2 separate regions of the Mus musculus genome follow, and region 1 is linked to region 2. Evidence: chromatin loops called from intact Hi-C (ENCODE). Cell type or tissue: gastrocnemius. All regions are shown on one strand. Each heading gives the region's core, and the rest is flanking DNA. Links, peaks and the distances in the headings are about the cores only. Region 1 overlaps Cdh13 (cadherin 13). Region 2 overlaps Cdh13 (cadherin 13).

Region 1 (11,570 bases), core at 4,925-7,424, 230 kb before region 2:
CTGTCAGGATCCTATCTCTAGCTAGAGCTGACTGGCATCACCTACCTGCACTGTTTGAGCAGAGTCACACCTGTGGCATGCTGGTGGGACATCTACAGGTGTCAGCACTGAATGGCATGGGTTTCCCACAGCCATGGACCAACATCCTAGTCCCAAGAGATGTCATAGGTCAGCACAGAGGGTACACAGAAAGAAATCATTGCTCTGGGGGAGGATAAATAAGGTCTTTGCCTCCAGGACTTTTTGAAGTGGGTGGTTGTTTTGATTTTGAGGCAGGTACTATGTAGCCCAGCCTGGGCTTGAACTGGCAGCAGTCCTCCTGCCTCAGCTTACCAAGTGCTGGTATTTGCAGACATGAGCAATCATGTCTCAGATTGCTTGTAGCAGTTTAAATGTAGAATTCCATGCGTAACAGCATCCTTAAGAAGTGAGAACTGATATGGGGATTCTATGGAAGGAGGCTGGGATCAGGGGAGGTGGGATGAGCTCATTGAAGTCGTGTTAAGGATGGCAGGTCAGACCACATTGGAGAGGTGGCCGTGCTTCTGCTGTTCATCACCGCTGAATCAAAATCGAGCCACCTCTGATGTGTTCTGTGTCAACCCCAGTGCCCAGTTTGCATCCTCAGTCTGGTTCGGTTACTGAGTGGATCTGTGAGCATGCATTCTTGTGACTCCTCGGCCTCAGTCTCAGGAGACAGGCAAGCGTTTGCTATGGGTGAGCAGAGCTCCTGTTGGGTTCTGTGTGAGTTTAAACAGGTCTGATCCAGAGGCCTACATGACCTGCCGCCCAATGCCCCAAGCTGTTCCCCAGCCTCCCATCAGATGAACAAACCCAGAGCCCCATCTGCAAAGAGCACAAAAGAATCCTGTCCAGTGTGTTTCTGGAAGTTACGGCCTGACTTGCATGTCACCATGGAGACCACAGTGTTAGACGAGCAAACTTCCACCTCTGTCCAAGAAAACTTTTACAAGGCAAGTTTGGGGGCTTAGTGTGTCTCTTAGTTTTCTTTCTTCATTTATTGCTGCTTCGTTTTGTTCTTGTCTGCTGATTTCTAAATCAATACCTTTAGCTCTTCCATGACTCGGGGCTTGTGTCTTCCTGCACTGGATACAAGTAGACCTCCCTAAGGGATCAGGGACACCCGAAGCTGGAGATGGCTTCTGGCATTGTGCTTTCAAGCCTGGACTTTATTCAAACCTGGGGCTTCACTCGGAATGGTGAGACCCGAATGTTACTTAACATTCTGTCAGGGACACACGGGAAAGAGACATTGGATGTTTATAGACAAACATCCAACAGTGTGTGCTTAGTAATTTCATTTGCGATGTAAAGAGAAAGATATTATGAGGGGCAATTCTGTTATTTTGTCAAATACTATTCACCAAAAATAAAAATCCAAACCATTTCCTTGACCTTCAGGGACGTACTTTAAAATCAGATGGCTTTTCCTAAACAGCTTGAATTATTTAGTGAGATTGAACTGTCAGGGACTTTAAAATAAAGCCCACCAAAATACCAGCCACTTTGCAGTGCTGCAGCTGTTCAGGCTTCAATCTGCATATTTCAGCTCAGCACCCTGAAGCCGGCAGCTGAAAAAGTGCTCCATCTCCTCTCCTAGGCCAAATGCAAAGAGGAATCCATCCGAGGCCGAGGAGCGGATCTAGCGGGCAAACTGCGCCTGCAGAGGAACTCAGAAGGCCTGATGGAGTCCCAAGGGCAATTCGCTGCTTTGCCCCTCTTAAGCGTCACCTTTGAAAAGGTAGCCTGAGCCCTCTCTCATAGGGTAATGTGAGGTAGTGAGAGAGTAGGGGTGAGGTGCTGCCCCATAGACAGGACCAGCATCAGTAACTCTGAGCCTGAGATAGGACCAGTATCAGTAACTAACTCTGTGCCTGTAGGTAGGGCCAGCCTTAGTAACTCTGTGTCTGTAGGCAGGAGCAGCACCCATAGCTTCTTACTAATACATCTAGAGTATTCTGGGAGGGATAGATTTATGTACTTTTTACCTGAACAGATCAAAAATCAAAACTCCTAGTACACAGGGAATCATTTCTAGTTTCTAAAGCATCTTCAATCTCCGAAAGGACTGAAAACAACCAAGAATATAAGGTAAAATCACGTTGCGCTTTCTGGAGGAAGCCATAGCCCTGCCCACAGAGACTGGGACTGTGTTGATGATGGAGATGGAGGATGAGATGATGATGTAGCCATGGTAACTGTGGTGATGGTTAGAGTCAGGATGGTGATAATGAGCCTGCTGCCAGTCACTATGACGGCAACGGTGAGGATGCTCGTCTTCATGTGGGGACCATAATGCCGAGGCTGCCGTTAATGATGGTGATGAGGATGGTGATGGTGATGCTATTGATGATGCACTGCTGCTGAAAGTGATGCTGGTGGTGGTGGAGATGATGATGGTATAATGAGGATCATGGTGATGATAGTGGTAACCGTGGGGATGAGGAGGAGGATGAAGATGTAATAAGGATGGCGGTGGAGATGGTGGAGATAGAGGCATCATTTGACCCTTTGCTCAATACCAAGTCAATGTGCTCCATGCCTAATCCGAACCATCACTGCTTCGGTACCACCCCATTGTCAAGTGAGTCTTCTCATTTTAAAGATGATAGAGCGGAGACTCCAAGACAGGAAGGAACTTGCCTAGGACAGTACCCATGGCATCCCCTAGAACACAATGTGAAATCCTGAGCCGGTGGCTGAGCAGTGAGCCTAAAGACACCCAGCAGGGAATTCCCACAGCAGATCTACCTTGAAGCAGTGAGCCTGGAGCCCCATGACCTCCCATAGCACTGCTCACTCTCTTCTGAAAGACTCCAGGGATTTTCATACTTCTCAATTCAGTCTGCACTCCCGTCTGTCCGTTTTGTATAATAATAAGCAGTGGGCAGTACTTCCGCCAGAGTGATACATCGTCCCTTGGGCAGAGCAGTAGAAGCTGTTTAAATCTCTGCCCACCAAACTAATTTCGGTTTCATTCATGACAGCCTGTTCTAAGTTGAGGCTGTGCTCAAGGCGATTTTTTTGCCTGAAGGTATAGGATTCCAGCTTTTTACTGTCTGAATTCATTAGAAGCCCAAGTCCCAGGAGACAGAGATCGAAGACACGGTGCACGGGAACAGATCCAAGTTTCCAAATCAGTGAGGCTTCTCTGCCGCAGAGTAGACAATGCCTCCCACAATGCACCTCGATGTCCCGTGCCACGGTCTACTAAAAGCAGGTAGTTTCTACTTCTGCAAGGCTGACAGCGGCAGCCTGGGATTGAAGGGATAGATGAAGCTACGTTAAGGCTTTGCTGCCCCCACCCCAGGGATTCTTTTTCTTTTGTTTGTTTTAAGGTCCGAGGCATTTTTTATTTCTTATTCTGTTAGTAATTTTTAGTTAGTATACAAACTAATGGCTTCATGATGGCATGCTTATGCCTGTCGGTCTTTATATTAAAGTTCCTGTTCCTCTCCCCACTGTCCCTGCCTACACCCATACCCTCTTTTGCTGGTCCCATTCTGCCCCCAAAATATTATCTCCTGCTTTCATCTTCCATCACCTCTCCAACACACACACATATACACACCACACATGTTACACACACAGACACACAGACACAGCATACACATACACACTACACATGACACACATATACACACAGACACACATGCACATATACACATACATACATACATACATACACATAAACGCACACATATATACACAGACATACAGCACACATAAACAGACAAACATATACAGACACACACAGCACACATACACAGACAAACATACATACACAGACACATATACACATACACACACATACACACATGTACACACACATACTACACACACAACACTCAGACACATACTCACACACATACATACAGATATACACACATACACACAGAGAGACACATACACACCCTTAAATATACACACAACACACAGACAAATACACATACACACAGAGACACACACACACATATATACACACACACATATACACAGACACATACACACATATACACACATCCCACACACATGACACACAGACATATACACACACATACACACAGACACACAGACACATAAAACACATACACACAGACAGACACACACATGTATATACCCCCCCATACACACATGTACACACAGACACATCCACACTCATACACACATACACACACAGATACATCCACACACACAGACACACACACACATATGCACAAACACCACACCTTAAAATCTCACCTGTCCAGTCTCCCTCCTTGGTCTCCATCTCCTACTCAGGGACTCAATTCCCTTGCTGCTCTGACAGTAGGGAAGGGGTGATGTTCACATCTCCCCACAAATGATCTTCTTCTTCTTCTTCTTCTTCTTCTTCTTCTTCTTCTTCTTCTTCTTCTTCTTCTTCTTCTTCTTCTTCTTCCTCCTCCTCCTCCTCCTCCTCTTCCTCTTCCTCCTCCTCCTCTTCCTCTTCCTCTTCCTCTTCCCCTCCTCCTCCTCCTCCTCTTCCTCCTTCTTCCTAATGTATTTATTTTTTATGTACATGCATATGTGAGCATGGTGGAGGTATCTATGTGAATATGTAAATGGGGTGTATGCTCACAAGTGTGTGCCGTGCATGTGTCTGGGCAGGCCAGAGGAAGACTTTGGGTATGCTATGTTAGCACTCTCTGCTAACATATCCCTTGAGTTGGAGTCTCTTACTCATCCTGGAGCTGTGTTGTACCCAGTAAGCCCTAGTGATCCCCCTGCCTCTGCTGCACACACCTGGAACATTGTGTTCCTGATGCACATGCAGCCAAACCTAGCATTTTTAGTGTTTGCTGGGATCCCTACTTGGAGCCTCATGCTTGACAGCAAATGTTCCTGCCCATTGAGCCGTACCCCCAGTGCTTGCGCTCTCTCTCTCTCTCTCTCTCTCTCTCTCTCTCTCTCTCTCTCTCTCTCTCTCTCTCTCTCTCCCTCTCTCTCTCTCCCCACACCACACACACACTACAGACACACACACACTACAGACATACAGTGTGTTTTTGTTGATGATAAAGATAATCATGTTTCCCCCAGCCCTTCCTTTTATCATGAGAATTCAGAACAGGCTCTCCATCACTTAGCTAAGAAACACAGTTGGCTTTCTAGATCTCCTAGCTAAAGGTCCTAAGAAGCAGCTACAAGTTTTCATGAAGGAAGGAATATTTAGTGTTGACTTGAGAGCCTGTCTTCCCTGAAGTGTTAGCTGGAAAGGTGGGCAGTAGAGTGGAAGGGACTTGGGTCTGCAGAACAGCCAGACACCAAGCTTAGAGCCACCAGTCCCTGGGTATGCAGTGGTAACAGCCCCCAAAAGAGCACCTCTCTCCTTCTTGAAGTTTTGTGCTTCAAGCTTTGTGCTCAAAAACTTCCATGGAACAAAACATCTACCAGGGAGGTGTGACTTTCAGTTGCTTTTAAGGAAGCAAGTTTCCACCACTAGCCTTCATAGCCTCCAGCTTTGTAAACTGTCTTCAGGCATCCCTGGCCTTGGGCAGGGTAGGGAGTGGGGGTGGGGCAGAAAGTGGACACAGGCAGGTCACTAGATCTAGAAGATGGGAAGCCAAGCCCTGGAAGTGTGGAGAGAGGAACCATCTAACTCCGGAGCTGCTTTGTGCCTCTGTCCTCTTTGTCCTCCTCCTCCCCCCTCCCTTCCCACTTCCTCTTCCACCCCCCCCCCCCCCGTTCTCCTCCTCCTCCCCTCAGGAGTGGGAGTCAATGATAGAAGACCTTCCACTATCTAGCCAAACTCCGTGGACTCTAGTTGTCTCATATCCCGAAGAGTAACTGAATCAGAAATACGGTGATGATGTCATTAGGTCACGTGCCCTACCTGGAGTTAAACTAGGCTGCTTAAGCATTTAACAAAAGTGTGTCTTTGTGTATAATAAAAGGAGAGGATCTTGGTGGCCACCTTTAGATAGGCAAAACAATCTCCGTAGTGGTGCTTTACTGCCACCTGGTGGCCATATACCTGCATTGACGGGGTTTAGAAAGCCGGGAAAGGAATCTGTTCTACGACCCCCTCAAAACATCTAACAGTGTTTATGCCACAATATGCTTGATAATGGCGCCGGTGAGTTAATGTGTGCTGTGAACCACGGGAAAGCCTAATAATGCACAAGGCAAGGCCACTGGAGATGGTTGATCTGGGGAAGTGCTGAAGGGGTCATGCGTGCCAAGTCTTCTGTGCTTAGCTTGGAAAGAGTGGCTAGCTCCCTGTGAGCCTGGGCACAGTGGCCGCTGTTACTGTTGATAAGCCCCTCGTGGTTATTGCTACTTTTTTAGAATAACTAGGATTTTTGGAGGCAAGAAGGCAGGAATGAGTGGAAAAGATATCTTCCTCCGTAAGCTGCCCTGGGATACCAGCTCTGTGTTTCTGAGGAAGCTGGCTTTGGATGCTGGTTCTGTGTTCCTGAGGAACCTGGCCTTGGATGCTGGCTTCATGTTCCTGAGGAAGCTGGCCTGGACTACTGGCTCCATCTTTCTGAGGCAGGGGAGGCTCCAGGGAGCCTCTGAGGGAAGGACACAGGACAGAATCACTTAAGGTTATTGGTGGCCTTGGCAAGAACATGCGAAGACAGGATTCCTCGTGTGGAGAATGATGCATGGCAGGTGGGGTAGAGAAAAGACACAAAACACTCCTGGTTATGAACCTCCACAGCCCCGCAGCCCTGTGCTAGAGGGGACTGGGGTCTGTTTGTCAGACTTGACCACAGGAACAGAGACTGGCCAGTGGCATCCCTGTGAGCAGGTATCACTACTTACATGCCTCAAATAAAAACGATCATCTATAATGTGGTTTGCTCTTACAATACTCTAGAATGTTCTATAATAAGCCTTTCCAACTAAAATGTTTGTCCAATCCTTGGGGACAAAAATCCTAAATGCTTCCATGAGGCAAGAGCTGGTCCATAAAAGCACAGAGAGACCGATCAGCGAAATGCTTGCAGCACAAGCGTGATGACCCGAGTTGTCTCCAGCACTCACACAAGAGCTAGGAGTGGTGCTGTGTGCCTGTGAGCCCCACTCTGGGAAGGTGGGAACGTGGGGCTTCCTAGGGCATAACCTAGTTGGTGGGTTCCAGGCTCAGTGACAGATCTTGTCATTCACAAAGAAGTTAAAGAAGGGTGGAAGTGGCTAAGGAAGCCATTGCCAACTCCTGGCTCCCATATATCTGTCCACCACAAATACAAACACACACTTATGCACTCAACGTAAATGGTGGCGTAAAGGGAACAGTACAAATCCAGTGACATTTACCAAGAAGTCCAGTGCCACAGAAGCCACGCCCACTGGGCAAGAACATGTGGCTGGCAGGGCCCGGAACACATTTTGCCGCCGTCTGAGGCTGTTGCTCAGCTCTGACTGGAAGTGGGGGTGCTGTTGACTTCCAGGTAATATGCTTGGTCTGTCAATAGCTCACTGTATATCAAAGAGAAGTTCTCTCCTGTATTCGCCACACGCGTATCATCTAGTCCGTGTTTCTCATCTACTAGAGTTTCTTTCCAAGCCTTTATGAGTTCAGGGGCTCAGTATCTGGTTCTTACATCATCCTCCTTGTATGCAGGGTTCACCCAAGAACCCATCCCGCTGATATGTCTCCAGAGAGACAGTGAGCTTAAGTGTGACCTTCATCTCATTTACATGAGATAGATGACCCATGCATGCTATGTGTCTTTCTGAGTCTGTGTTCTTTTGCTTAATATGGTTAGAAATAGACACATGCCTCAGAACCTGGTGAGGTGACTCAGCCAATGGAGGGCAATCGAGGGAGACATCCGACCTTCACCTCCGGCCTCCATGCACAATAGCACACACATGCTTAGGCATTTGTGTGTGCTCTCACAGGAACACACACACACACACAGTAAGTCAATGTAATAGAGGTTAAGTACTACACTAAATGGGGGAAAACTCAAAGCATTTGCTCTGATATCAGGAACATGGATAAGTGTCCCCCATCTCCATCTCACTCCACGTAGTCGCTGACATCTTAGCTAGAACCCTGACATGGGGAATAAAGTAAATGGTATACAAATAGGAAAGGAAGAGGCCAAGGTATCCCATGTCGCACACTTAAGAGAGCCCCAAGAATCCGCCCTTAACACCAACACACACTTGAAGCAAAGTAACAAGATACAAAACCCGTCTACAAAAATTCCCATTGCCTTTCCCATAAACCAACAGTACACATGCCAAGCAGGAAACCAGGAAAACAATAACATTTATGATAGCTTCAAAGAAATTACAACACCTAGCATCTTAGTTAGGTTTCCATTGCTGTGAACAGACACCATGACCAAGGCAACTCTTATAAGGACAAAATTTAACTGGGGCTGGCTTACCGGTTCAGAGATTCAGTCCATTATCATCATGGTAGGAGCATGTCAGCATCCAGGCAGGCATGGTGCAGGAAGAGCTGGGAGTTCTACATCCTCATCTGAAGGAAGCCCCGAGCAGGCTGTCTCCCATATGGCTGGGAGGAGGGTCTCAAAGCCCACCTACTCAGTGGCAAATATTCTCAAACAAGGCCACACCTCCTTATAGTGACACTCCCTGGGTCAAGCCTATTCAAACCATCACACCTAGGAATAAACCCAGTAAGGAAGCCATGACCTCTACAGAGGAGGTTTCAAAACACCAGAAAGGGACATTGAAGAGGACCCTAAAAGATACTCATTTCCAGGCGGTATTTTTCTCTCCATAATCTCTCTTTCACCTTGAAACTTTTGGGAGAAATGACAGAACCCTTTTTCAGTGTTCTCAAGTCTGAGGAGTTCAAGGGTCAAAGGATTCACAGATCTTGTGTGTGGTAAAGCTCCTCCCACTACAATGAACAGCACCGGCCCACCATATTCACACAGTAAATAAACTATTCAGGGTTCTTCTAGCCTAGCCTAGACCATCTCTATGCATCTGGTGTGTGTGTGTGTGTGTGTGTGTGTGTGTGTGTGTGTGTGTGAGTGTTTGTGTGTGTGTGTGTGTGAGAGTGTGTGTGAGTGTGTGTGTGTGTGTGTGTGTGTGTGTGTGTGTGTGTGTGTGTTGGATGCAGCTCAGGGATTTGGTTCTCTGTTCAATCTTGGCTCATCTCTCAAGACCCAAGAATGGCAGGGCTGATCTTCCTGATTTCCTATTTGTGACAAACAGCAGCCTATCTTCCAGACCAGTGAGTTCTAATGCCACATGCCTGTGCCCATCATTAGGCAGGAGACACAGTCCTACTCCATGTCCTGAGAATATGATTATTTTTAAGACTGGAAAAGGAGAAATTATTTGAAATACTCTCTTGGAATGGATGTTTCTACTCCAGCTTTGTCAGTTAATAGAATATCAATAAATCAGAGACAGCTGTGCGCACGGTTTCATTGTACATACGATTTAGCTGGCTGTTGTTCTGTAAAATCTCACTCCCACATTAGATTATTCATACCTTCATTTATTTGCTCATTTTTTAACCAAGCATTTATTATTATCTACGTCATGCCAAACTCTGAGTGAAACTGAAAATAAAAACAAATTGCAACCATGTACGCAGGTGGGAAAACTACACCATGTCTTCACCTTGTACAGGGAAGCAGGCTGCGCTGGGCTGGGCTGGGCTGGGCTGGGCTGGGCTGGGCTGGGCTGCCCTGGGCCCAGGGCCTGGGCCCAGGGCCTGGGCCTGGGCCTGGGCTGGGCTGTGCTGAGTGACCATTCATTTGGTTAGTTTTACATTTGGTTGTCACACGTGGCTTTATGTGGGGTGATATTCATTTTCTACTGTTTTTAAAGCTGTGGCCAATGTTAAAAACAAACATCTAAAGATACAGAGCCTGGCAAGATGGCTCAGTGGTTAAGTACACTTGTGCTGCAGACATGGTCCTGGACCCCAGCATCTGTGTTACAAGCAGGTCATCCCAGCTAACACCTGCAAGCCTCACTCTGAGTTGGAAGACAGGGGGGTGTCAATGGGGTTCACTGGCCTCAAGACCAGTTGAGAATGAGCCCCAGGTTTGGGGAGAACCCTCCCTGAATAAGCAGGTAGAGAGTGAGAGAGGGAGACAGCTGATACCTGACACCCTCTTCTGGCTTCTGTGTGCATGCACACATGTGGAGGAGATACACATATACACACTCACACACACACTGAAACTAAATATGGGGTGGGGTGATAAGGAGCTATAGATTTTGAGTGGGGCAATTGACTTATTTCCCTGAGATACACACTAAAGCCTTCCTCAGTGGGGAATGCCCAAAGCTGGCTTCAGGAAAGAGAATTACTATTCTCTCACACTGAACATAATTTCTGTTCACTTGGCTGCAGAAACCAGCCTTCAACCCAACTGAGACAGTTGTGCACTAGCTGAACCCAAGTCCATGAGAAGAAATCCAGCTTTGTGGCTATCACCTTCATTTTTTGAACTTTGGTTTCCCTGTCTAAAATGGAGAATAACTCTGTACCCCATGAAGAAACCCAGAGAAATCCATGAGATAATATTGAAGGCACTTAGCACAGTGACTGTCATGGTCCAAGCTCTTGATAAAATGATAGCAGCTTAGTTGGAGAGATGGCTAAGAGGATAAAGAGCACTTGCTGTTCCTGTGGAGGACCCAGGTTTGATTCTCAGCACCCACACCGGGCAACTCAGAGCAGCTTGTAACTACAGTTCCAGGAGGTCTAGCGCCCTCTTCTGGCCTCCATGGGCTCCTGCATGCATGTGGCACACATAAGCTCGTGCAGGTACACATGTACAAATAAAAGGTAAACAACTAGATCTGTAAACGTATAGTTGCTTTAGTTATCTTACCACTGTACATTTGATAAATGTCGCTCAGTACAAAGTAACGCAAGCCAGGTCTGGGAAACTGAGTGTGTGGGTCTGTGAATGCTGGGGCCCTCTGGGATACCCACAGATGAGGGATGTCATTAAAGGCCTGGGTGCATCTTTTCTGCTGCAGTCACTTGACTGAAAAGGAAACACTTTACGAAGAGTGCATCTGTGGGAACTGGAAATCCACGAATGGTGTGTTAGCCTCCCCAAATCACCCTGCCCTACTTGGGGGCTGTTTTTGCTGGGTTACATATGACATTGTGATTCAGGAGTCATGGCTTCTAGTTCAAAACAATGCTAAGCCGTGTTTGTTGCCTTCCAAGGCAAGGTGTGTGCACTGCAACTTCTGAGCAGCTGCTTATGGGAAACTCCCCATCTTTACCTTTGAGACTTTGTCCCTCAGAGTCTCTCGGGGATTTGGGTGTACCACAGAGCTGGGGGGGGGGCGGAAATCATATAGCCCACATATCTTATGAGGCACAAGAGGCCCTGCTTGGCCACTGCAAGGATTCAGTACAAACGCGTGACAGATGACAGTTTCCAGAAATATTAGTTAGAAGGGAGGAGCCTTGAGAGTACATTTTGCAGGGCATAGCTTGTGTGGATGAGAGGCAAAAGGAGAGGGGAGGGGAAGGGAAAAGGAGAGAGGAGAGAGGGGGGAATGGAAGAGGAAGGGAAGGGGACAGAGAGAGAGAGAGATTGATTGATTGATTG
Region 2 (11,570 bases), core at 4,929-7,428:
AGGTGGCACAGGTGCCCCAGCCTAGAGATCAGGAATGACCTTTCAACAGACAAGAAGCTTACGTCAGAAGACTAGTCCCGTCTGGCTTTGAGATAAATACTACATGATGTCTCATGAAATGCTGGCAGTAAAGGAAGGGGCAGTCAGCACAGCCTGTGTCACATGCTACATAAACAAGGGTGGCAGTGATGGACAGCTCTGGGACACCCCAACACCAGGCTCTGAACTGAATGCAAACATCTGAACATCAATGAAACCCATTGTTCTGTGCAATTAATCCGTGCTGATTTTAATTTTGTTTCAGAGTTATTTATTTATTTTATGTGTCTGAATGTTTTGCCTACATGTACATCTGTGTGCCACATGCATGCCTGGTTCCTGCAGAGGTCAGAAGAAAGTGTCAGATCCCCTGGAAGTAGAGTTATGGGCGGTTGTAAGCCACCATGTGGGTGCTGGGAACTAAACCCAAGACCTTTATAAGAGTAGCAAGTGCCCTTGACCACTGAACCACCTCTCCTGACCCTATACACTAATTTTAAAGATGTTTTGACTTCTGGATTTTTTTTAAGTATCCAGATGACTTGGTGGTTAGAGGTGCTTGCTGCCAAGCCTGGGGGCCTGAGTTCAAACCCAGGCCCACAGTAGAAGGAGACAACAACTCCTGCAAGTGCTCTGACTTCCACACCTGACCCTGTCATGCACATATGCACATGCACATGCATATATGCACACATGCACACATACGTTTACAAACACACACACGTACAGGAAAGTACATATATGGGCATGTACACACATATACATACAAATGTAATTTTTAAGTTTAATATCCAGACCAGCATTTTCTTCAGGATGAAAGTATAGTCAGTGCTGTATTCAGTCTCCAGCACTACATAAAAGATAGAGAGATTCCTCTAGGACATCAGTTCCTCACCTTTGGCTTTTTCCATCCTTCACATTGCTGGCATTTTTCTATGAGGCTGAGTTTTACTGTGGTTCTCACTAGCTGTCTGGTTTCTAAGGGCGTGCTATAAAGCTCGTGTTTCTGCGGGGAGGGAGGGAGTGGTCTCCATTGTTTTCTCAAGGTGTGGGTGCACAGAGGACACCTGTGGGGCCTGTTGAACTCGGTGACTCAGTTTCAATGAAGACCAAGGAGGTTTGTTCCTGCTTAGAGCGTTGCTGTGTTGCTGTGAGGAGAGAGAAGACGCCAAGCCCTCCTGACCCCCGAAGAAGCCAAAAAGCTTCTCAAAGCTTCGCAGCATGAATTGCACCTGGATGGGGCCGGGTTCCTGTAAAGAGCGGAGCCAAGGCTGATGCTCCAGCACCCGAGAAAAGCCAGCCCGGGTGGACCCTTGCCTAACTCGCTTAACTCTATCATCAGACAAGGAAATTCAAAACCTGCTGCCACAGATGTCTCCGGAGGATGGAAATGTCCCCAGAGTTGTGAACAGAAAACAGGTTGGGATTAATTACCACACAGGACTTTGTGAGGAGGGGTAGTCTTATTGAACAGCACCCCAGAGAGTTAAAGCAAGGACATCCAGCAAAGGCCATGTCCATCAGAGGGAGCTGTGAGCAATGGCTGCCTCTACGATTGCTGGAGACTTATCTCTGGGTATTAGGTTTATCTGGGAAAAAACAATTTATCTGGCACGTCAACAGGTGTCTCAGCTTTATCCAGAGTGTGGACTTGTGTTTATTAATTTGCTACAAAGTCGGCTATTTGATGGGATGAAAGGCTGAGGATTTTTGTCATTTAACGCCCGGGAAGCTAAATCTCCATAGTTGATTTTCTGCAGACTGACAATCACTCCGGCATTTGTGCAAACACAGCGATAAAACACAAGGCAGCGACAAGTGCCAGGTTGGATGTAGCTGCAAACCTAGCAAGTTCCAGCAGTACCCACAACATTATAAAAATCATCGGAGTTACAGACACAGCGAGATGAGAGAGAGGGGGGGGGGGGGGGAGAGAGGGGAGCTGGTCCTAAGGGATTGAAAGGACTTGTGGATCTGATTCTGGGTTAGAGGCAGTCATCCCCCTACCCCTATACCCTCTCCCCATCCCCCCTCCTCCAGGAGAGGGGGGGGAGAAACAGAAACACTTGTGAGAGTCAGGTGGGGGGAGAGGGAGGGCACATTGCAAACTTAAGAGGCTTTTCCATTATGGACTTCCTTTTCTGCATATTTTAAATTTTTCATTTAGGTGTAAGCACACAAGACTGAATGTGGAAGTGCACGTATGTGCGGATGCCCACTATCTTAGTTAGGGTTTTACTGCTGTGAACAGACACCATGACTAAGACAACTCTTATAAGGGCAACATTTCATTGGGGCTGGCTTACAGGTTCAGAGGTTCAGTCTATTATCATCAAGGCAGAAACATGGCAGCATCCAGGTAGGCATGGCGCAGGCAGAGCTGAGAATTCTACATCTTCATCTGCAGGTGGCTATTGGAAGACTGACTTCCAAGCAGCTAGGGTGAGGGTCTTCTAGCCCACACCCACAGTGCCATGCCTACTCCAAAAAGGCCACACTTTCTAGTAGTGCCACTTCCTGGGCCGAGCATATACAAACCATCACACCCACAGAGACCAGAAGAGGGTGTGGGATTCCCTGAAACGAGACTCGCCATGTGGGTACTGTGAACTAAACACACTGTGGACCACTCCCTCTCTTCCAGAGAGCAGCAGGCACTTTCTCTCCAGGCAGCATCCCAGTGGACTTTCAAACGGGAAAGGAGACTGTAGGGAACCTCCTGCAGTCTCCCAGGAAATAAGAGACCAGCTAGAGCAATCCAACCAGGTTCTCATTCACGACCCCCGAAGGTGCCAGGGAGCTGAGCTGACTGGAGAGATGGGCCGCTCTTCCAGATCCAGAAGAGCTGTGTCTCCTGCAGCCTTCAGGAGCTGAGCAGCCCGAGGCCGTGAATCACGGCAGAGGCAGGCCAGGTTTGACCATGAAAGGTTATACTTGAAGCTTGGCCTCACCACCCAGCTTAACCCGCAACCCTGCAGAGGAGGCAGGACCTCAAGCTGTCTGGGAAAAGTCCACAGCAGGGAACAACAACCAATTCACTCCTGTATAATAACCTTCAACTCATAATCTAAAACAGCATTTCTCAGGGCTGGAGAGATGACTCAGCGGTTAAGAGCACCGACTGCTCTTCCAGAAGTCCTGAGTTCAATTTCCAGCAACCACGTGGTGGCTCACAACCATCTATCATAGGATCCAATGCCCTCTTCTGGTGTGTCTGAAGACAGTGACAGTGTACCCACATATATAAAATAAATATGGCCATATGCGGGGCTGAGGCAGGAGCCAGCAGAGCCAGAAAAAAAAAAAAAGAAAAAACAGCAGTTCTCAACCAGTGGGTCAAGATCCCTTTGGGGGTGTCAAACAACCCTTTCACGGAGGTCACCTAAGATGACCAGGAAACACATATACCTTATGATCCATAACAGTAGTAAAATTATGCTTACAAAGTAACAATATCAACAACTTTGTGGTTTGTGGGTCACCAGAACGAGAGGAACTGTATTAAAGGGCCGCAGCATTAGGAAGACTGAGAACCACTGTCTATAACGTCCCTGGGATGAATCTGTAACTGATAGTCAAAGGGAGAAGTAGACTTGTGAAGATACTTGAGACAGCATGTCCAAGGACTGGACAGAAGGAAAGAACCGTCACCCGAAGTTTGGGATCACAAATAATCAAGAAGCCGTGCCAGAACTGAGATGCATCAACCTCCTGAGCTCCATTCTGCCAGGAACCATTTAACAGCAGAACCATTTAACACAGATTTGTGATCTGTGACCGGAAAAACAACATGACGCACAGAGAGAGTGAAGAATTGGGACTCACGAGACGTTAGTGGTGTGTATTCATAACTTCTCTAATCACGTTCAGCGCAAACCTGACAAGAAGCAACTTAGTGGGGAATTTGCCTGAGAGGGTGTGGTCCGTCATGGCGGACCAGGCATGGTGGGGAGCATGGAAACAGGCTGGACACGCCCCTCCCCCAAGACTCACTTCCTCTAGCTAGACGCTACCTTTGAAAGGTTCAACAACCTCCCAAAACAGCGCCACCATCTGGGGACTAGGTGTTCAAACACCATTGGGGACACTTCTAATCTAAACTGGAGTTCCAGGACAGGATGTGATGTCACGTTGGGCAGCCTTTGAAGATGCAATCAGGCACGTCCCCAAACGGATGGAAGACATGAAGAAGTTCATCAAACCACAGGATGAACTTGAAGGAAACACATCCCAGGACACATTCAGACCGATGAAGACTGATCATGGAGAAATGCTCAAAGCAGTCAGGGGACAAAATAGCTCAGCCTCGAAGCACTGGCTCAGCACTGGCAAAGCTCTGCCTTCCTTCCCCGCGTGCAAAACTGAAAATAGCCTTGCCTACGTCTCTCATTTCTGTGATGAGAGACGTAGGCAAGGCAATTTTCATACCTTACACGAGCCTCTGAAGGGAGGGAGGGTCCACTTGGGCTCAAGGGATATAGGATCAGTCATGACAAAAGAGCGAGGCAGCCAGAGAGCAAGGCTTTCACACTTATACACACACAAATAAACTGTCAAATAAGTCATGTAGACACTTAAATGACCTAAGAAGAAATCAAATAATCTTAAATACCCCAATATTTATGGAAAAAAATCTTTGTTGAGATCCTTCTAACTAAGCAAGCTACAGGCACAGATGGCAGCTTCGTGTTTCCAAACATTAGAGACGGAGGAATACCAATCTCACTGAAACTCTTTCAGAAAGAAGAAGGGAGGGACGCTTAGCAACTGTTCTTACGAGATCGTGTCTTATCTAAACCGTGGCAAAAATCTTACAAAAAAAAATTAAAATCACAAACCAATCTCACAAGCATAAATTTTAAAATCCTAAAAATAGTAATGAGCCCAACAGAAATGATAAAATCACCCTAACACCGGCATTACAGATGGTTTCATAGTAGGGGATAGAAAGATGGCTCAGCAGTTATGAGCTCTTGGTGACCTTGCAGAGGACCCCAGATTGGTTGCCAGCACCTAGGTAAGGTGGCTCACATGCACCTGTAATTCCAGCTCCAGGGAATCCAACGCCCTCTTCTGGCTTCCATAGGTATTACACCCAGGTGTGGGATAAGGGAGAGAGAGGGGGGAGGGAGAGAGAGAGAATGGAGGGAGAGGAGGGAAGAAGGGGAAAAGGGTTGCATATTTTTTTAAAGATTTATTTATTATTATATCTAAGTACACTGTAGCTGTCTTCAGACACACAAGAAAAGGGCATCAGATCTCTTTACGGATGGTTGTGAGCCACCATGTGGTTCCTGGGATTTGAACTCAGGACCTCTGGAAGAGCAGTCAGTGCTCTTAACCACTGAGCCATCTCTCCAGCCCAAGGGGTTGCATATTGATTCACGATTTAAATATATACATATCATACCTTTATATATATTTAGCAAACTAGGAAATGTCCTTAATCTGATTTGAGCTCCAAGGCACTGCTCCTGACACAGCCAACATCTTGCTCAACAGTGCAATCAATACTAAGGGCAAGAGCGTTTCCCTGAGACCCATCATCTTCAGAGCAACAGGAGGAAAACAAACAAATTATCAGGCTTGGGAATTAAAAGAAATAAAACTCTTGTATCTGCTGAGACAGTTAGTAGATTTAACAAAGTTGTCAGAGTACAGGAAACTCTTAGAAGGTAGAGATTTTATTTCTTGAGACAGGGTGTCACTATGTACGCCCTGGCTGGCCTGGAACTCACTATGTAAATCTGTGTCCCTCTGCCTCCTAATTAAAGGTGTGCGCCACACCATGCCTAGTAAGAAATGGAATTTTTAAGATATTCAGTGATCACAGAAAGCCAAGCAAGATGTAAATGTAAAGGAAGATATCCAACTTCTCTACACTGAAGCTACAATTAAAAACATAAGAGCTTTTTGGTGTGGCCTTGTGGGCAAAGCTGTACCGTTAACATTGACCACCAGGCTGGAACTACAATGACCCAAAGAAAGAATGGCACACTCACACCCATCATGATGGGTTAGAAGGGTTTACTGGAAATGACTAAGCAATGGACAGCTACTGTTCTCTCTCTCTCTCTCTCTCTCTCTCTCTCTCTCTCTCTCTCTCTCTCTCTCTCTCTCTCTCTCTTTCCCTCCCTCCCTCCCTCCCTCCCCCCCCCTCTCTCTCTCACACACACACACACACACACACACACACACACACCTCCCCCACCTAATCCTAAAACTTGGCACAAAACTGGTTGCAGAGCGCCACCTAGTGCCCACAGGCTCACATAGCAAGGAAAGCAGGCCCTGGGAGCATTTAGTGTTTTTTCTCTGAGCAGGGGTTGTGCTGGTCTCAGAGAGCACTGTAGCTGTGGAGTCTGTGCTGTGCTTGCTGACACCTGGCATCCAGAGCAGCTGAGCAGCGGCTTGCTGGGAGATGCAGCTACTCTGGGTAGGATTCGGAAGCCCAGCCTCCTGTCTACATGAGTGGGGAGGTATACCATGTTTATGGACTGGACGATTTTGGGCCATTGAAATGTCAGTTATTTCCAAACTGACCTCAGGACTGAGACACAGTGCTGAACAAAATCCCAGTTCCTGGGAGGTGGCAAAATTGATATATTGTGACTGCAGAATATGTATGGAAACACAAGGAGGTAAAAGTCCCCAAGGCGATCCTGATAATAAATTGGAAACCTTGTGCCATGTACCTTCAGACCTATTAGTAAATGGTAGAAATTGAAACTGTGTGATGTTTGCACAAAGAAATAAACTGGTTCGTGAAATAATGTCCAGAGCAACCACAAACACGGAGCGCCATGTGACTTATGCATTTCTTTGATCAGAATACGTGGCAGAAGCAGTTTAAGGAGGACTTGGGGCTTATGTGGACTCGGGTTCAGAGCACACAGCCCACCATGGTAGAGAAGACGTGGCAGGTGGTGTGGCTTCCCCATAGTGTCAGAACCATATCACAACAGCCTCTTCACACAGTGCAGCTCAGGAAACCAGAATGTAAGCCCCAACCTGAAGCGGTATGGCCTTCAAAGGTCTTAGTGACCTATTTCAACCTGCTAGACACCGTGTCCCAAAGTCTGCACCATCTTCCAAGACACAATACAGCAGTAGACCAGATGTTCAAACATGGGAGCCACGGGGAACATTCCAGACTCAAATCAGATCAGCCACAAAATACTAGGTTCCTGGTTATAACATGGGCAATGAAGACAGCCATGGGGTGAGAAAATGGGGTCTGTGCTGGGTTAAATAACATATCCCCTCACCTGCTTAAGCCATAGACAGGAATTAAATCTAAACACAAAAGTGGAATAAAACATCATTTATAAAAATGTATGAGTAAATCCACGTCTTTATTGTAATCAAAGATTTTATGAAAAAGGAAAAAAAAAAAACAAGATACAAAATACTAACCACAAAGGAAGATAGATCGGAGCTACAGAAATGGCTCAGTGGGCATAGGCACTTGCCACCAAGCCAGACCCGAGTTCTGTACCAGAACCCAAGTGGTGGAAGGGGAGAAGCAACTCACAGTCCTCCTCTGACCTACAGGCCACTGTAGCATGTGCACATAGATGCACACACATGTACAACACATATATAATCGTGTGACACACACATACACACATCCCGAAAGATAGAGGGTTTTCCCACACATCTGGTAAAGTAGACAAAGATGGGTCTCATTCACATAGACGACTGTATCAAAACAGTGCGTGAGTGGCCCATGCCTGCTTACAGAAACAGAACGAGCCTCTCAAAGACAGCATTGAGTGAAAGATTGCATTTTTTAAAAGCATCATGGGTCGGGAGTGGTAGTGCACTCTGGAGGCAGATGTTGACGGATCTCTATGAGTTTGAGGCGAGCCTGGTCTACAAAGCAAGTCCGGAATGGCAGGCAGGCGAGCCTGATCGCATCACCTTGCAGACGTCATGGCTGTGTGAACATCCTTCCCGCTTATGTGAGCTGTTATGTCTCCATGAGAGTTCTTAAAACGCACGAGGAGGGCCGGGAGGTAGCTGTATGGTGAATGTGCTTGCTGCCAATCAATTAGACTGGAGTTTGGATCCCCCAGAGTCTGCGTAAAACTCTGTGTCAGTGGGGATGCTGAGCTGCCTGTAATCCCACCTTTGAAGGCAGAGATAGGATCCCTGAGTGAGCTGGCTAGCGAGCGAGACTTGTCATATCAGGGGGTTCTGGGTTTGGAAGAGGACCCTGCCTCAAAGACTAAGGTAGATGGGTGAGGAAGGCTCCTGAGAGCAACTGTGGGCCCACAAGCACATGTGTGCACAGATATGCAAATGTGCACAGGCAGGAGAAGAAGGGGAGCAAGACGTGATGACAAACAGAACACAGACCTAGTCAGCTGGGGCGCTGTGACCGCTCACACCGTCTCTGAGCACCGCCTTACCTTCTCCCTCAGCACCTACGCTCCAGGGAGGGATGGTCCTTCTGACGAGCCTGTTCTGCAGAGAAAACAGAAAGGGAAGCTAGCCCTTTGCGGTCTAACATAGCACGGTCCACACAGCTCTGCGTCTCCAGGTCAGAGTGACTATGGCAGAACCAGAATGTTTTAAGAATGCCTTAGCTAGAACTGTGGAGTCTGAACAGAGTTATATAAAAACACTGACTAGCCCCAGAAGCCGACCTTTGGGCTGCGAGTGCCCACAGATGGTCCCCCCACATCCTGCTTCTTTATGATGTGGATGATGCTGACAGGAGAGATAGTTTGAGGAGAGAAGTATGCCTTTTTCTTAAACTGTCGTCTATTTTTAATTATCTGACCATGTGAGGAGGTGGACAGTGGTGTGCGCACATGAGTGCAGGTACCTGTGGCAGCCAGCAGAGGGCACCAGACTCCCCAGAGCTTTCGTGAGCCTCCTGGCATAGGTGCTAGCAACTGAACTCAGGTCCTCTGGAAGAGCAGCAAGCAAGCCCTACTAACCACTCAGCCACTTCTCCAGCCCCTATTACCCGTTTTAATGAGTTTCAAATTACCTAAGCAGATCATTTCCATGTAACCAATGTGCTTTTGTTTTGCTCAACCAGACCTTTTGTGTTGGCAAGCATTGTGTCTTCCGAGATGAACGTTGTCACTTGCCTTATATGATCCAGACTTTCTGAAAAGGTTAAGATGGTGCCTTCAGAGCACAGAAACGCTAGGGAATGACTACAGCAAGCACGGGAATACTGCCAGGACTTAGGAAGGGATAAATAGTAACCGTGAAGGAAGGTACTGAGCCACAGAGAAAGCATTCAGGAATGAATCAAATGCAGTCCTATGGGGAGATGTGTAAGTGACAGGCCAGAGCAGTCACAGTGAGCCAAGGCTGAGTCCTGGGGTGACGATCATGCTGCTCAGGTCACCTCCAAGGTCTGGTGTTCGCCCCAGGGTCTCCTGTGGACCAAGAACAGCCATGAGCAGGTTCTCAAAAGAGGTCTAGACTCCCACTGGAGTGTCCATGGCTCGTTGCTGCACCCTGGGGTACCAGGTCCTGTTCGGGTTCTGCCAGGCTGGTCCCCGACTTCCTCCCTGGGAGCCACACCTGTCACACCTCCTGTTTGGAAACTGCCAAGGTTTAGCCCCTCCACGTCATTTTCTTAAGACAGAGTCCCTCCCTGGAACTGGTTCTCACCGAGTCAGCAAGATTAGCTGGCTCACAAGCCCCAGGGTCATCCTGTCTCTCCTCTCCCTGGGCTGAGAGTATAGGTGTGCACCACCACGCCTGGCTTCTCCCATAGGTCCAGGGGATATGAACTCAGGTCCTCATAGTTGTGTGGCAAGCGCTTCACCAACAGGTCCGTCTCCCTGGCCCCAGAGACAGGGTCCTGAGACAGAGCGTTGGGCTCCAATAGAGCCAAACGTCCCTGCTTCACGCCAGTGTTTTGTGGAGAATGTGGAAAGATAAATATCCCACTTAGGTCTTCCTAATGGCAGGCGATGGGAAAAAGGAAGCTCTTGTCATCTCTGGAGTCTTCCCGTGGTCATCAAAAATGTCCTGTTTTCCACCTGATTCTATCTGGGAGTATACTAACTTCATGAGCACGTGACTTGTATAAAGTGTGTTTCAGCCAGCCCATCCATGAGAAATGTGGTGCAGGATACTATGCTGGCTAGTTTTATATCAACTTGACACAACCTATACTCATCTGAGAGAGAGGAGCCTCAGTTGAGGAAATGCCTCCATGAGATCCAGCTGTAAGGCATTTTCTCAATTAGTGCTCAGTAGGGAAGGGCCCAGCCCATAGTGGGTGGTTCCATCCCTAGGCTGGTGGTCCTGGGTGCTATAAGAAAGCAGGCTGAGCAAGCCATGAAGAGCAAGCCAGTAAGCAGCACCCCTCCATGGCCTCTGCATCAGCTCCTACCTCCGGGATCCTGACATGTTTGAGTTCCTGTCCTGGCTTCCTTTGAAGATAAACAGTGTGAGCCGAATCAACCATTTCCTCTCCAGCTTTGGTCACGGTGTCTCATCATAGCAATAGTGATCCTAACTAAAACAGTTACCATGAAGACAAACCAACACAGGTGTGCCTAACCGCTGTACAATTAAAGTGGGCTCGACGAAGACACTGGTTTTCCATAGGCTAAGCTCCATCCCACCCCAGTCTGCCCTTCCCCTCTGTCCCTTGTGTGATGAACAACTGGAAATAGCACTGGCTCCGAAGTGGACTGAAGGAAAAGCTAGCCATGAAGCGGAGTAGTTTCAGTGCCACTAAACAACAGCCCAAACACTGGGTCGGAGGGGACAGAAACTTCAAAACAGACCTCCGTCGGCCATTACTTGCTTTTCAATCAGCCCGAGTCTGAGACCATGTTGGGGTGACAAAGATCATTCAGGTTGACTCTGTTTAAAAGATGCTGGTTTGGATAAAACCAGGTCATCGGTTACGATGGCACCCCCAATTAAGCCAGCTCAATGCCCCTCATTGCGGCTGCCATTTGAAGCGAAGGAGAAGAGCAATCAGCCCCAGCTATCAGCCTCCGAGCTGCCAAAGCACAGAAGAGTATCAATCAGGTTGGAATTGCTGGGTACAGTTTTGTCACTGAGAAAATGACTCGGTAAAATGACTCTTGAGATCAGGTGATGGAGGAGGATGGCCGGAGCTGCATCGAGTTAGCTCTCCCCTCCCGGGCTGTGCCAGCCCTCACTTTAGTATGACTGCATCCATGAAACTGAAGGTCTCTCTGCCTGGTTTCCCATCTGCATCACGAAGCCAATGCTGCTGGCCTGCTAGGTTGTCATAACAAAACAGAAAAGGGGGGGGGGGGGAGCACGGGAATGGCTCAGAAGAGTGCTTGCTTGCAGCACAAACCTAAGATCATGATGTCAATCCCCAACACCCATGTAAAAACAGCCAGGCATGGTGCTGTGTGCTTCTAATCCCAGCACAGCAATGGCGGTTAGCTTTGTCAGTTTGATATGATCTAGGATCACCTGGAAGGTCTCCATGAAAAATTTCCTAGATCAAGATGGCCCCAGGCATGTCTGTGGGGGCTCGTCTTGATTACTTTAGTTGAGATAGAAAG

The links. Peaks named below come from ENCODE experiments on the same cell type or tissue, not always from the same donor. Only the 100,000 strongest peaks of a DNase experiment are listed, where the experiment ranks them.
Region 1: a loop joins it to region 2, with 2.2 times the contacts of the local background. A loop is called at or near these places in 6 of 42 quality-filtered maps.

Annotation. Positions count from the first base shown.
Region 1 is chr8:119,058,739-119,070,308 of GRCm38, forward strand. All of the region lies in intron 6 of Cdh13 (cadherin 13), which reads left to right. Among named protein-coding and RNA genes, the nearest start is that of Gm31893, 7.1 kb to the left of the region's middle. In gastrocnemius, for the core only: a CTCF peak has its summit at 5,999 (motif pointing left); DNase peaks (open chromatin) are centred at 5,557 and 6,017.
Region 2 is chr8:119,291,647-119,303,216 of GRCm38, forward strand. All of the region lies in intron 11 of Cdh13 (cadherin 13), which reads left to right. Among named protein-coding and RNA genes, the nearest start is that of Hsbp1, 47 kb to the right of the region's middle. In gastrocnemius, for the core only: CTCF peaks have their summits at 5,120 (motif pointing left) and 6,314 (motif pointing left); a DNase peak (open chromatin) is centred at 6,308.